2 separate regions of the Homo sapiens genome follow, and region 2 is linked to region 1. A link is a contact called in ENCODE Hi-C data. All regions are on one chromosome and are shown on one strand. Each heading gives the region's core, a stretch centred on a gene start or an enhancer-like site at or near the end of the contact. The rest is flanking DNA. Distances are from core to core; before and after follow the strand shown. Region 1 holds the start of UQCRFS1-DT (UQCRFS1 divergent transcript). Region 2 has its middle 26 kb from the start of CCNE1.

Region 1 (6,165 bases), core at 1,053-3,552:
GTTGAACTAGTTTACAGTCCCACCAACAGTGTAAAAGTGTTCCTATTTCTCCACATCCTCTCCAGCACCTGTTGTTTCCTGACTTTTTAATGACTGCCATTCTAACTGGTGTGAGATGGTATCTCATTGTGGTTTACAGGCAACCTAAAAATTGGGAGAAAATTTTTGCAACCTACTCATCTGACAAAGGGCTAATATCCAGAATCTACAATGAACTCAAACAAATTTACAAGAAAAAAACAAACAACCCCATCAAAAAGTGGGCGAAGGACATGAACAGACACTTCTCAAAAGAAGACATTTATGCAGCCAAAAAACACATGAAAAAATGCTCAGCATCACTGGCCATCAGAGAAATGTAAGCCTCCAATTTTTTGAAGAAACTTTAGCAACACGACGAATTCCAAAGATGCTTTTCTTTTGCTATTGAAATGTTCTCCTTCCTTCCTTCTCACCTCCAGGTCCCAAGGATGGGCTAGGGTACTCTACACCTGCCATGGACAGTTTCTTCAAAACCCACTGATGCTCCTTAACAAATATTCATTCACAAATACTTTGCACTAACTGTATACAAAATCCGACGTTGTGAAAGATAGAAAAATAAAGAAGATATTACCTTCTCTATGCCCTTAAGCCCAAGGGTGGAGGAGTTACCAATAAACACAATACAGAGTGTAAAGTGTATGTGCTACAGAGACAGACAAATCAGCAAATAAAAACTTTATTCACCTGATCCTTAACTGAGATTGAAAAGATGGGTAAGGAAAACATATGGACATGTAGCAACTTAGTGGAAGGACCATGAAGAAAGTGCAGAGCCCAGGGTGAATGAAGACAGAGTAAAAAGAAAAGTGGCGGGCAATTTGGTTAGCGTGTAGGGGAAGAGTCACAAACAGCTATCAGTGGAGCCAGGCTGGTAACAGAATGAAACACGCAGACCTGGTAAAGACTGTGACAAACTGGAGAAGACCACTTGCTCCAACTGCGGGGGCGGCCACTACACAGCACACTATGGAATTTTCCCAAGTAGAAACTAGATCCCAGTATTACCGGCTTCCAGCATTTTAAGAGATGCCATTAGTCTTCCCAGTTTTTTTGAAAACTACACAGCCTGCAGACACACTGCCCACAGGCTGCCATTTCTCTATCTCCGATACAGGGCCAAGTAAAGATGGAAGGCGAGGCAAAGAAGATAAACGGGGATCTAAGGACAGAGGGTGTGGAATAGCCCCTGCGAAGAGCTCAGTGGCTACGACAATTCGTCTTGTCAAATCCCTGCTACCACATGTCCACACCACGGATCCTGGTGCGAGTCATTCTACCTCGTCTGTTTTCTCATCTGTAAAATGTAAATGTCGTCAATCTCTGCCCGTCCTTGACGACTGATTATGTTGTGACACTACACTGTAACTGACCTTGTGTATGTTTTTTTTGTTTTTTTTTTGGTGGGGGGGTGATGAAGGGGAAGGACATGAAGGGATCGGTAGTGGTGAGAAGACCAACTTCCCAAATATTAGTAAGTTTCCATTTCTTAAGCATGTAAGTGCCCAAACTGTGCTAACGGCTTTACGTAGAATTCCTCCACCTAAGCCTCACGACACCCCTACAAAATTGATAAAGATATGAATCCATTTCACAGGAAGTACGTTTAGAAACTCGCCCAAGGTCAAACGACCTGCAAGCAACAAAACCCCTCAGAGGTGGCTGGAACAGCGGGACTACAGAGCTCGTGAACTCGGCCGAGGAGGAACCAGGCGAAGCCGGCGGACGCGAGTCCAGGCCGGCCACCAGAAAGACGCCCCGAGCCCGGGGGCCAGGCCCAGAGTTGCGGAGGCCGCCCAGCCCGACCTGATTCAGGCTCCGCTCGCGCGCCCGCGGCCGCTCCCTGCTGGGGGCCGGAGGAGCGGGCACCGAGAGACCCCCAGCCCTGCTCGCGGCCCTCGCCCCGGCTCACCATTGAGGCCCACGGAGGCGACCAAAGGCCGGCGCACGGCCTGGCCGCTCAGCGACTCCCGGCTGAGGAAGGGCCGCTTCAGGTCCAACACAGGCTGCTCCGGGGTGGCGGGCACCGTGGCCTGCACCAAGGGCCGCAGCGCGCCCGCCACCCCGCGGGACGTGGCCGACAGGACGGGCGCGAACGGGCCTGAGCGGGATGCTACCGACAACATGGCGACAGCCGCTCCAACCGCCAAGCCGGTCACAGGGACGACCTTCCAACCACGGCGCAGGCGCGAGGAGGCGCGGGACGCGTGACGACAGCGCGCCGCCGGAAAGGAAATTCTGCAGTCCTGCAGGGCGGGGCAAACTTGGAGAGGCGCTGCGTCGGGGGACGGGGCTACAAGCCGTCGCTGGGGGCGGGGCTTGCGGCCCACCTGTAGGTCCCGGTGCCACCTCGTCAGTGTCCCGAGAGATCCCCAGAAGAACGAGAGGGCTGAACAGGGGACCCCACTGACGTCCGGTGGGCCGACTTTACGATCCTTTAGGGTAAAAATTTCATCTAGGAAGACCTAGAGATAACAATAAACGATTATAGTTTAACTTAGGATGGTAATATATCTCAACTACGACGAAGTCCAGCACATAGTAATCGCTATGTGTTTACTATGATGATTTTTATTATCTTCATCTAACAACAACAACAACAAAAAGGCCAGAGGCATCTGTGCAAAGCTCGATAATGCTAATGGATTATGTTTATTAAGTATTCACTGTGTATTTGGTTTTGCGTTTTATTATACCTACGTTCTTTCATTTGTTATCAAGGTCTCTATGAAGTCAGAGCTATTACTATCAGCATTTTACCCATGAAGAAACCGAGGTTTAGAGAGATTCTTTTCCAGGAACTGGATAGCCAGCAAGATGTGAAGCAGGGTAATCTGTCTCCTGAGTCTATGCTCTTCAGTGCCACCACTGTTTCCCAAAGTAGGATTTTAGAATTTTAGAGGATGCACAGAGCTCGCTCATTCATGTTCCATCACATAGTGAGAAAGTTTTGTTTTCTTTTGTTTTGTTTTTCAATCCTGATTGCACCAATGAGAAAGTCTCAGTTTGGTGCTAATACATCTTTAATTAAAAAAAAAAAAAAGTAGAGATGAGGTCTCACTATATTGCCCACTCCAGTCTCGAACTTCTGGCCTCAAGGAGTCCTGTCTCCCCCTCCCAAAGTACTGGGATTATAGGCATGAGCAAATTCACTTGGCCTCAGTTTGATCCTAATATATCTTTAATTCCTCTCTACACTTATCTCCCACTTTTAACAGAAAAGATCTTGAGTTAGAAGCTCTTAGCAGAGAACTGAGTCTAGAGTGATTTCATTATATGGTTCATAGTATTGATTTTCTATCCATACTGGTTTTCTATTCTGTACTATACTGAGATAAAGTTTTTCATTTAGGTCAAAAATAATTTAAATATTAAGTAAATGTTAATATAAGCAGTGCACAGAATTGGCTCTGTGCTGTGCATGGGCTCTGTGATCTGGGCAAGTTCCCTCACCTCTCTGTGCCTCAGTTTCCTCACCTGCCAAATGGGGGCAGTAATGATGCCATGTGTGTTGTAAAGTTACTGGGAGGAGTAAATGAACTAAAACGTGTAAAGCATCTACAAGCAGGCCCAGCACACAGGCAGCACCAAGTGAGGATTTGCTAGTGGTGTTTTTATCTGAGATGCCACCTCCTCTAAGAAGCCTTCCCTTGATCCTTGCTGACTCGTTGTTATTCCTCATGCCAGGTCCAAAGTGTACTGACAGGTTTCCCCTTTGACCTTCCTATGACTCCCCTTAGGGCCTAGGCTTTGACCAGCCTTATAGCCCAAGGGACTATATTGTACTCTCAAGATTGGAGGCTGCCTCCTCAGGGGCCACCCTAGCCAGGCTCATCACACAGCTGGCTCAGTGCTCTCCCTTGGCAACAACCTTAGGATAAAAGACATTTCCAGAGAAGTTGTCACACAGCATGCATGGTTTGAGTGCTTCACAAGAAATAATATCACAATTCCCTCTGAGTTGGTAAGGAAATGAAAAATGAATGAATGAATGAATGATCCTTCACAAAACCTTCACAATGTCCCAGTTGGGTGAACAGAATAGGAATTATCTCCAGACCTCCTGGGTTCAATTTTAGTTTCACCACTCACTAGCTGTGCCCTAGGGCAAGTTATTTAATCTCTGTGTGTGCCTCCGTCTTTCTCTTGTAAAACAGAGATAATAACAGGATCTACCCTAGAGAGTTATTTTAAGGATGAGATGGATTAATACATGTAAAATGCCTAGAACTGTGCCTGGCACACAGTATGTAAATATCTGCAATAATAATAACTTTCTATTTTCTAGATGAAGAAACTAAGACTCAGAGAAGACAAATGACATGCCCAAAGACACATTGATAAGAACGCATCTGGTAGTGGTGTTCGAGTCCAGCGTTGCAGCAGAGAGATGGGTAACTGTATGGCCGAACAGCTGTCTTCTCGTGGAAGAAGGAGGCCAATGTCCAGGAGTGGCAGGCATACTGGAACTTGGACTTCTGTAGGCCAACCTGGGTTCCACTTGGTAGATGGGGGTCTTGCTGTGTTGCCCAGGCTGGTCTCAAACTCCTGGCCTGAAGCAGTCCTCCTCCCTTAGCCTCCAGAGTAGCTGGGACTACAGGTACACACCACTGCAACCCCTCAGTGGTTGTTATTTAACTGAAGGGGGTTTTAGCTTTCATGTATCAGCTCACTCTGGAGCCAGACAGCCTGGCCTTCATGGCAGCTCTGCCCCTTACTACCTGTGTGACATCGGGCAACGTTACTGAGTGTCAGATTTCTTATTTGTAAAACAGGGATAAAAATGACATTGCTGTGCAAATTAAAAGAAAGAATCCATGTGAGATATTTAGCACACTGGCATACAATGAGAGCTTAATAAACATTGTTAGTTTTGTAAACTGAGGGAAAAAAATAGCCACAGGCCTGGGAACATAAATGCTTGGTAAGCTTCTCAGTTCCCTGGAAGTCTGACACGCAATGTGTATGTATGAACAAGGCAGGAGGAAGCATGACACCAAGCCTTCCTTTTAACAAACACTGTTTAAATCAGAGGTCGGAAGTCATGGACTGGAGATTCATTCTCTCCCCACTCATTTCTGCCCAGAGACACCTGGTGATCTGGCATACACAGTGCTATGAACCTCAGAATTATTTGCTAGCATTTACAAATTGTGAGTACTCCCACATACAAACTGTGGTAGATGGAATAATGCCTCCCCACAAAAATGTCCACAGCCTAATCCCTGGAACCTGGGAATATGTTACTTTACACAGCAAAGGAATGTTGCAGCTGTGATTGGAGATTGAGATAGGGAGAGTGTATTAGTCTGTTGTCATGCGGCTATGAAGAAATACCTGAGACTGGGTAATTTACAAAGAAAAGAGGTTTAATTCACTTACAGCTCAGCACGGCTGGTTGGGGGGGCGCCCTCAGGAAATTTACAATCATGGTAGGAGGCACCTCTTCACAGGGTGGCAGGAGAGAAAATAAGAGCAGAGCGAAGGGGGAACCCCTTATAAAACTGTCAGATCTCATGAGAACTCACTGTCATGAGAACAGCATGGGGGAAACCGCCCCCATGATCCATCACCTCCACCTGGTCCCCCCCTTGTTACAATTCAAGGGGATTGTAACAATTCAAGGTGAGATCTGGGTGGGGACACAGAGCCAAACCATATCAGAGAGTCTTCCTGCAGTGTCCGGGTGGGTGCGGCATGTTCATAGGGTCTTAGAAGAGGGAAGCAAGAGGTGAGAGGACAGAAATGCCACATTGCTGGCTTTGAGGGTGGGGCCAGAGGAGGGACCTGCAGGCAGAGATAGAGCTGGAAATGGAAAGGAAACCTTCTCCCTTAGAGTCTCCAGAAGAAGTGCAGCCCTACAGACCTGTGTTAGGCTTCAGACCTCCAGAATTGTAAAATAATAAAATTGCATTATTTTAAGCCACTCGAGGCCCATGTCCTCAACAAAGAGAAAGACGGTGGGGTGCTGTCAGCCAGGGTAGGTACCTGCTTGGTGGTCTGGGTCCTTTCCCACTGTGTCCATTCAGTTACATTACCTGCCCATCTGCTGAGGCCTCGAGTTTGGGACCTCAGGTTTATATAATTCCTTGCACAAGCATGATCGATTGATTCCGGAGAGTA
Region 2 (6,165 bases), core at 1,502-4,001, 620 kb after region 1:
TGTGAGCCACCGTGCCTGGCCTCAGTGTTATTTTCAAGATTTACCTATGTTGATCCACGTAGGGTTGAGTTTATTCTTTTGAAATGGTGGTAGAATTTTCCCCTGTGTGAATGTTCCACAATAGATATGCTCCCTGCCACCCTGGTCCACAAGTAGGTTTCTGATTTTTTCACCATCACAAACAGTGTTGCAATTGGCATCTTGTGCACATTGGTGCCACTTACCTGGATTCCTTTAGGGCACATTCCTAGATGTAGGATTGCCACGTCAAAGGGCGTGTGCCTGTGCACCTTAACTAGATGTGGTCAGTGACTTCCTCAAACTGCACCAATCTCCGCTTCCCGCCAGGGAGTGTGAGAGCTCCTGCCTCTCCACCCTTGCTCCAGTACTCAGTATCGTCAACTTCTCTTCCCATTAAAATTGCTAGTATTTAACTTTATTGGTTTTTCTCTGGCTATGAAAGTAAAGCTTGTTTGTTATAATAAATCAGAATACTACAAACACGTACAACATAGAAACTGATGATTCCCCAGAGATGCCGTTCTTAAGAGTTGGAGTGTTAAAACAGTGTACATTGCTCTAGAATTCTTTTCAATGCACACGCTAACACATGAGTGAATGAAAATATTTGCTGTTTTTCTACAGGGCGGTTTCATTCAGTTATATCATCACTAAGTAGTTTAAAATGCATATGCACATACAAACTCACTCCTTTTCTGTTGTTATTTCTCAGTGATGACTTGCCAATTGATTCCATTGCCTTCCTGGCACAAAATAGCTGCTCAGTAAATACCTGCTCCATGGATGGATGGATGGATGGATGGATGGATGGACGGACGCACGGATGGACGGACAGACAGACGGATGGATTGATGGACGAACGGACGGATGGATGGATTCTTACATTTATAGCCACTTTCTTACATTTTCATGCCCAGGAGACTATAGACTATCTTCTACTTGCAAAAGACCAAAAGATTGCATAAGATTAGAAAGCGAGACATTAACAGAAATTAATCAAGCCCCTGTCCAGGTTCTAGTCCTTTTTTGAGCAAAGGTGCCATACACCACGGAATCCCAGTTCCTGGCGGGGTTACCGGGGGCATGGCATCCAACAGCCCAGTCTGCAATGCACCATTAGACACACAGACAAATCCATCCCCTCTACTTTGGGGCAGCACTGTGATGAACCATCCTTGGGATACTGTCCCTTTTTTAAAAGGAAAAAAATCCAAAGTTAGTATGTTCCAGCAGTCACAGCCTGAGTCATCCATCCAGAAAGCTCTCTGTGCTCCTCTTGCTAAGCCCCTGAGTTATCTCTTGTTATAGACAAGTAATGAACATCCAAGCTCTGTAAGATGGTTACTTGGTCTGAAGCATTCCCTCCTTCTTAAAAAAAAAAAGTTTTATTTATTTTATTTTTTACATCTCTTATTATTTATTTATTTATTTTTTGGTAGAGATGGGCTCTCACTATGTGGCCCAGGCTGGTCTTGAACTCCTGGCCTCAAATGATCCTCCTGCCTCAGCCTCCCAAAGTGCTGGGATTACAGGTATGAGCCACCATACCCAGTCAGAAGGGTTGCCTTTGAAGTTCTGCATCTTCCATCCCTCTTCTAAGCTGTAGGGGATTCGCCCCAGCATTCAGGGCTAATGTAGAGGCTGCACGTTGGGGCCTGCAGGTCAGGTGGGTTGTGCTGGGGCTGCCGAGTCATTTCAAAACACTTGAGGCAATATTGAAAACCTGGAAAGTTCACATTCAGATACAGCTCCCCAGCTCTGGGCAGCCCTGCAGGCAGGGCATGTGGTCTGCAATATACCAGAATCCTCACCACCTCTACCACACCCTACGCTAAGGTCTCAGACTCCATTGCTGTTTACCTTCACAAACGCACTGCACATCTTCTTGGAGTAGACAAATATTTCTTGTAACTGTGACTATCAAAAGTGAGAAAACAGCTTTGAGTGCAGTGGCCCACATCTGTAATCCCAGCACTTTGGGAGGCTGATGCAGGAGGATCACTTAAGGACAGGAGTTCAAGACCAGCCTGGACAACATAGTGAGACACTGTCTCTACAAAAAAATTAAAAATTAGCCGGGCATGATGACTCATATCTGTAATCCCAGCACTTTGGTAGGCCGAGGAGGGCGGATCATTAGAGCCCAGGAGTTCGAGACCAGCCTAGGTGACATAGCAAGACCCCGTGTCTTTAAAAAACAAAACAAAAGTGAGAAAACTGTGTAGATCAAGAAGGTGGAGTGTTTCAAGAAGAATGGCAGAGAGGGAACATTTCTTCTAGAAATGCAGACTACTTGAGCATGTTTAATATTCAATACAAAGATGTCTTGGTGTCCAAAGACATCTTCTTTTATGGGCCTGGCTCCCATAGGCACCTGAGTTTGAGATTCCTGGATTTATAGGAGTCTCGGCTCTGACCCCAAGGTCCTGTGGGGCTTTCAGCTTGTCCCTTACTTACTATGGGCCTCAATTTCCTCATCTGCCCAATGAACACCATCTCTACTAAAAATACAAAAATTATCTGGGCATGGTGGTGCGTGCCTATAATCCAGCAACTCAGGAGGCTGAGGCAGGAGAATCACTTGAACCCAGGAAGTCAGAGGTTGCAGTGAGCTGAGATCTCACCACTGTACTCTAGCCTGGCGACAGAGTGAGACTCTGTCTCAAAAAAAAAAGTTGCTTTCTGTTTCTCTTCCAACTCTTGTCTTCCAGGTGGTGATGGAAGACTAGTTTGGGGATGTTTTCAGGTTTGCAATCATACTTCAGGGAACTCCCCTGCTTCCTGTCATGCAAAGGAGCTTTCATTTCTCTAGATGTCAGGGTGGGTGGGTGTGAGAGAGACAGTGGGCAGGACCAAAGTCAAACTAGCAAGCAGGTGGGCGAGAAGCTGCCAGGGGCAGAGAGAAGCCCGCAGCCTCCACCCCACACCTTACTTCTATTCCCTAGGCCTCCTGGTGATCCCTGAGGTGACCTTTGGCCCTCAGTCCCTCTAAGGCACATCAAGGCCGGAGGTGAGGCAGGTGTGATTCCAGGGCCGCTGCCGGGAAATAGTTCCCCCACACCCATCAAAGCCTGGTGCCTGAAAGGTAACTGGTTGTCTGGTGGCTCTGGAGAGAGAGATCCAAGGTGGGAAGGCGCTCAGGCCTCCCAAAAAAGCTTCCAGCACTGAGGCGGACTTTGCTCTTCCTTGAAGGGAACCCTGCACTGTGCTCCCGGGAAACCCCCTCTCTGATTCCACCACTGTGATGGAGAAAACTGAGGCTGCAGAAGAAAAATTGCAGCTGCAGAAGATGAGTGTACAGATCCCAGGAGTGATTTTTCCACACTGTTCATCTCCGTGCTATCCAGGGCAGCTGAAAAGGATGGCTCATCTGCGGCTTGAGATAGATGCAGACGTCAATAAGGAATTCACGGAAACACAAAAGGCGGGCTGGGTGGCTTTTATTAATTATATTTCTTCTATCTTCAAAACAATAACACATCAGTAATCTACGTTGAATGAGCCCAATTGATGCCAATGATTTCTTTTTTTCTTTCTCCTTTTTTTTTTTTTTTTTTTTGTGAGACAGGTTCTTGGTCTGTCGTCAAGGCTGGAGTGCAGTGGCACGATCTCAGCTCACTGCAACCTCCACCTCCCGGGTTCAAGTGATTCTCATGTCTCAGCCTCCTGAGTAGCTGGGATTACAGGCACCCGCCACCACACCCAGCTAATTTTTGTATTGTTAGTAGAGACAGGGTTTCACCATGTTGGCCAGGCTGGTCTCGAACTCCTGACCTCAGGTGATTCACCTGCCTCAGCCTCCCAAAGTGCAGGGATTACAGGCGTGAGCCACCATGTCCAGCAGTGATGCCAATGATTTTATCCTTTTGTTTCTGTTGGAGGGAAAAAAGAAAAAAGGTCTGTCTGCCCAAGCTAGTCAGCCCTCGCATGAGCCTGGAGATCAGCAAAGCCCTAGAAGCCCTTACCAGGGCCCCCTCACTGCCATTTTTGCATCCTGGCTCTCCCTGGCAATGCCCACAGCAGTCCTGCCTGGCAGTGCCCATCTGCTGTGTCCCCAGCCACCGTCCCCTCTCCTGCGTTCTTCTTTGCTATAGTCCCACGTAGAGGAGTTCTGACCTCAGTATTGAGTCCTCTCTTTGGGTGGAGGTAGAGGCAGGGTATGTGTGTATTGGGGGTCTGGGGGGCAGTGTTTAGAAACTGAGGACCCCTCTTGGTGCACCTCAAATCACATTCCTCACCTAACGGTTATTTCTGAAGAAAGAAAAGAAATAATCGGTTCTAGATTGCTTTCTTCCTACAATCCTTATCTATTATCATTAGATTTCACTGTTTGGCACACATTAGAAAAGGGTATGTGTACGGTGGGGCACACAGCAACGGCTGAAAGACTCACAGATTATTTGCCCGCTTCTGTCATCACTCTCCACCCCCAGATCCTAGGGTGAACTGTCAGGGATGGCATCGAACAGTTTCCAAACTTAAATGTGCTAAACCTCAGTATCCTTTCCTCCTCCTCCTCCGTGCCACCCCAGAACAGGCGGTGGCTGCACATCTGGCCCAGGAAAGAGGCACTGAGAAAAGCATTCAGGCAATATACAAATGAGAGAGACAGGTGCATACACCTGACATTTGTTATTATTTGGATACAAACGTCATTAGCATGTGAGCTTCAAACAGCCGCTAAAGTCTGGGCTCTGTGCAGCCTCCGCACCTAGATTTCACCAAAAGGCGCTTTCAGAATGGGGTTGGGATGACCTTTCCTGGACCCACTTCACCAGGTAGCCCTGGTTTGTGAAAATGACCTAGATAAGGCTGGGCGCAGTGGCTCACGCCTGTAATCTCAGAATTTTGGGAGGCCAACGTGGGTGGATCACTTGAGGCCAGGAGTTCGAGACTAGGCTGGCCAACATGGTGAAACCCCGTGTCTACTAAAAATACAAAAATTAGCTGGGCATGATGGCACACGCCTGTAGTCCCAGCTACTTGGGAGGCTGAGGCAGGAAAATCGCTTGAATCTGGGAGGTGGAAATTGCAGTAAGCTGAGATCGTGCCACTGCACTCCAGCCTGGGTGACAGAGTGAGACTCTGTCTCAAAGAAAAAAAAATGTCCTAATGGGGTCCCAACTCAGCCACCTCCACCTGCAACTCAGGCAGTTCTGGAATTTCCATGCAGGGGGCTCGAGGGTGACCTGCAATTAAAAATGGGGGTCACAGGCAGATACCCAGGATGAGTCTGCAACTGTGTGTTGACTGAGATAATTTGGAGCGAACCAATGGCGACAACAGAGGGTGTCAGAGTCCCCCCTACCCCCATCTCCCGCACTGCCAACCTTCTTCTCTTCCTTCTTCTCCTCAACCCCCACTGGGCTTTCTGCCCTCCAGACCACCTCCTCCCAGACACTAGGGGCTGATTTGCACAGCTGGTGGTCGAGGCCCCTCCTGGCATCCTTGGTGGATCCAACACTGAGTAAAGTTGCCGAGGCGAGTAGCGATGCTCTGGTGGAAGGCTCCACATGCACATTCACCCCGAACAGCTGCTGGAAACTGGCACACTCTGCTGCTGTAGAAATTATCAGCACTGCCACCTCAGCTCCTGGAGAAAGTCTCGGTGTGACAGCCTGCAAAGTAATCCTGCATTTGAATTTCACTGACAAATCCTGGCTTCCTCCAGACAAGCTCCAACCTGCACAGATGGCCCCTCGCATCAAAAAGTAAAAATAACAAAGCTTGCAATTCTGGGCCTCCCTTTTTCTCTGGGCAGATGTGCTGGCTGCACATTTCGGGAATCGCGCGGTCTGAGTTCCAGCAGCAACCTCTCTCCTCCTGTACGCTCGCACTCGCCCCTTCTGGCGTGCTGCTGGGGAGCGGCCGTGGCCCCTCCGAGTGTGTTCAGGGAAGTGTCTGGGATGCCTGAGCCTTTTGAGTGGGAGAGAAAGACCCAGAGGGGAGAGAGTGTGAAAATTCATCCCCCACTCAAGATTAGCCATGTTGTCATCCATAAGACAGCTGGCCCAGGGAAGGGGTTGCAGCGTTGGAGAAAGGTCTCAGGTAAGGTGGTCAGCAGAGGTGGGGGATGAGGGGCGGCTGCGCTAAGGGCCAGCCAGTGCATGCCAAGTGCAGGCGGCAGAGTGGGAGATGAAGCTC

The links. Hi-C counts contacts between places; a loop is a spot of excess contacts on that map. Pooled maps may share reads with other maps.
Region 2: a map of CD8-positive, alpha-beta T cell shows a loop between it and region 1 (10-fold over the local background). The contact joins the enhancer-like site here to the promoter of UQCRFS1-DT in region 1. A Hi-C loop is called at or near these places in 4 of 168 maps with a recorded cell type or tissue (B cell, CD4-positive, alpha-beta T cell, CD4-positive, alpha-beta memory T cell and 1 more), 2 of 37 single-sample maps with no recorded cell type and 16 of 50 pooled maps.

Annotation. Positions count from the first base shown.
Region 1 is chr19:29,210,951-29,217,115 of GRCh38, forward strand. UQCRFS1-DT (UQCRFS1 divergent transcript) reads left to right here and starts at 2,303. Exons shown (of 2, transcript NR_184022.1): 1 at 2,303-2,458; 2 at 4,331-4,865. It overlaps UQCRFS1 (ubiquinol-cytochrome c reductase, Rieske iron-sulfur polypeptide 1), which reads right to left and starts at 2,201. Exons shown (of 2, transcript NM_006003.3): 1 at 1,955-2,201. The coding sequence starts at 2,168. RefSeq lists a silencer at 1,795-2,104 and an enhancer at 2,145-2,384.
Region 2 is chr19:29,834,865-29,841,029 of GRCh38, forward strand. No RefSeq gene overlaps it. Among named protein-coding and RNA genes, the nearest start is that of CCNE1, 26 kb to the left of the region's middle. RefSeq lists an enhancer at 2,583-2,862. Within about 2 kb of position 2,752, at least 3 of the 41 ENCODE cell types and tissues checked have a DNase peak (open chromatin) inside an H3K27ac peak, as active enhancers do; they include CD4-positive, alpha-beta T cell and CD8-positive, alpha-beta T cell, where a contact is called at or near this core.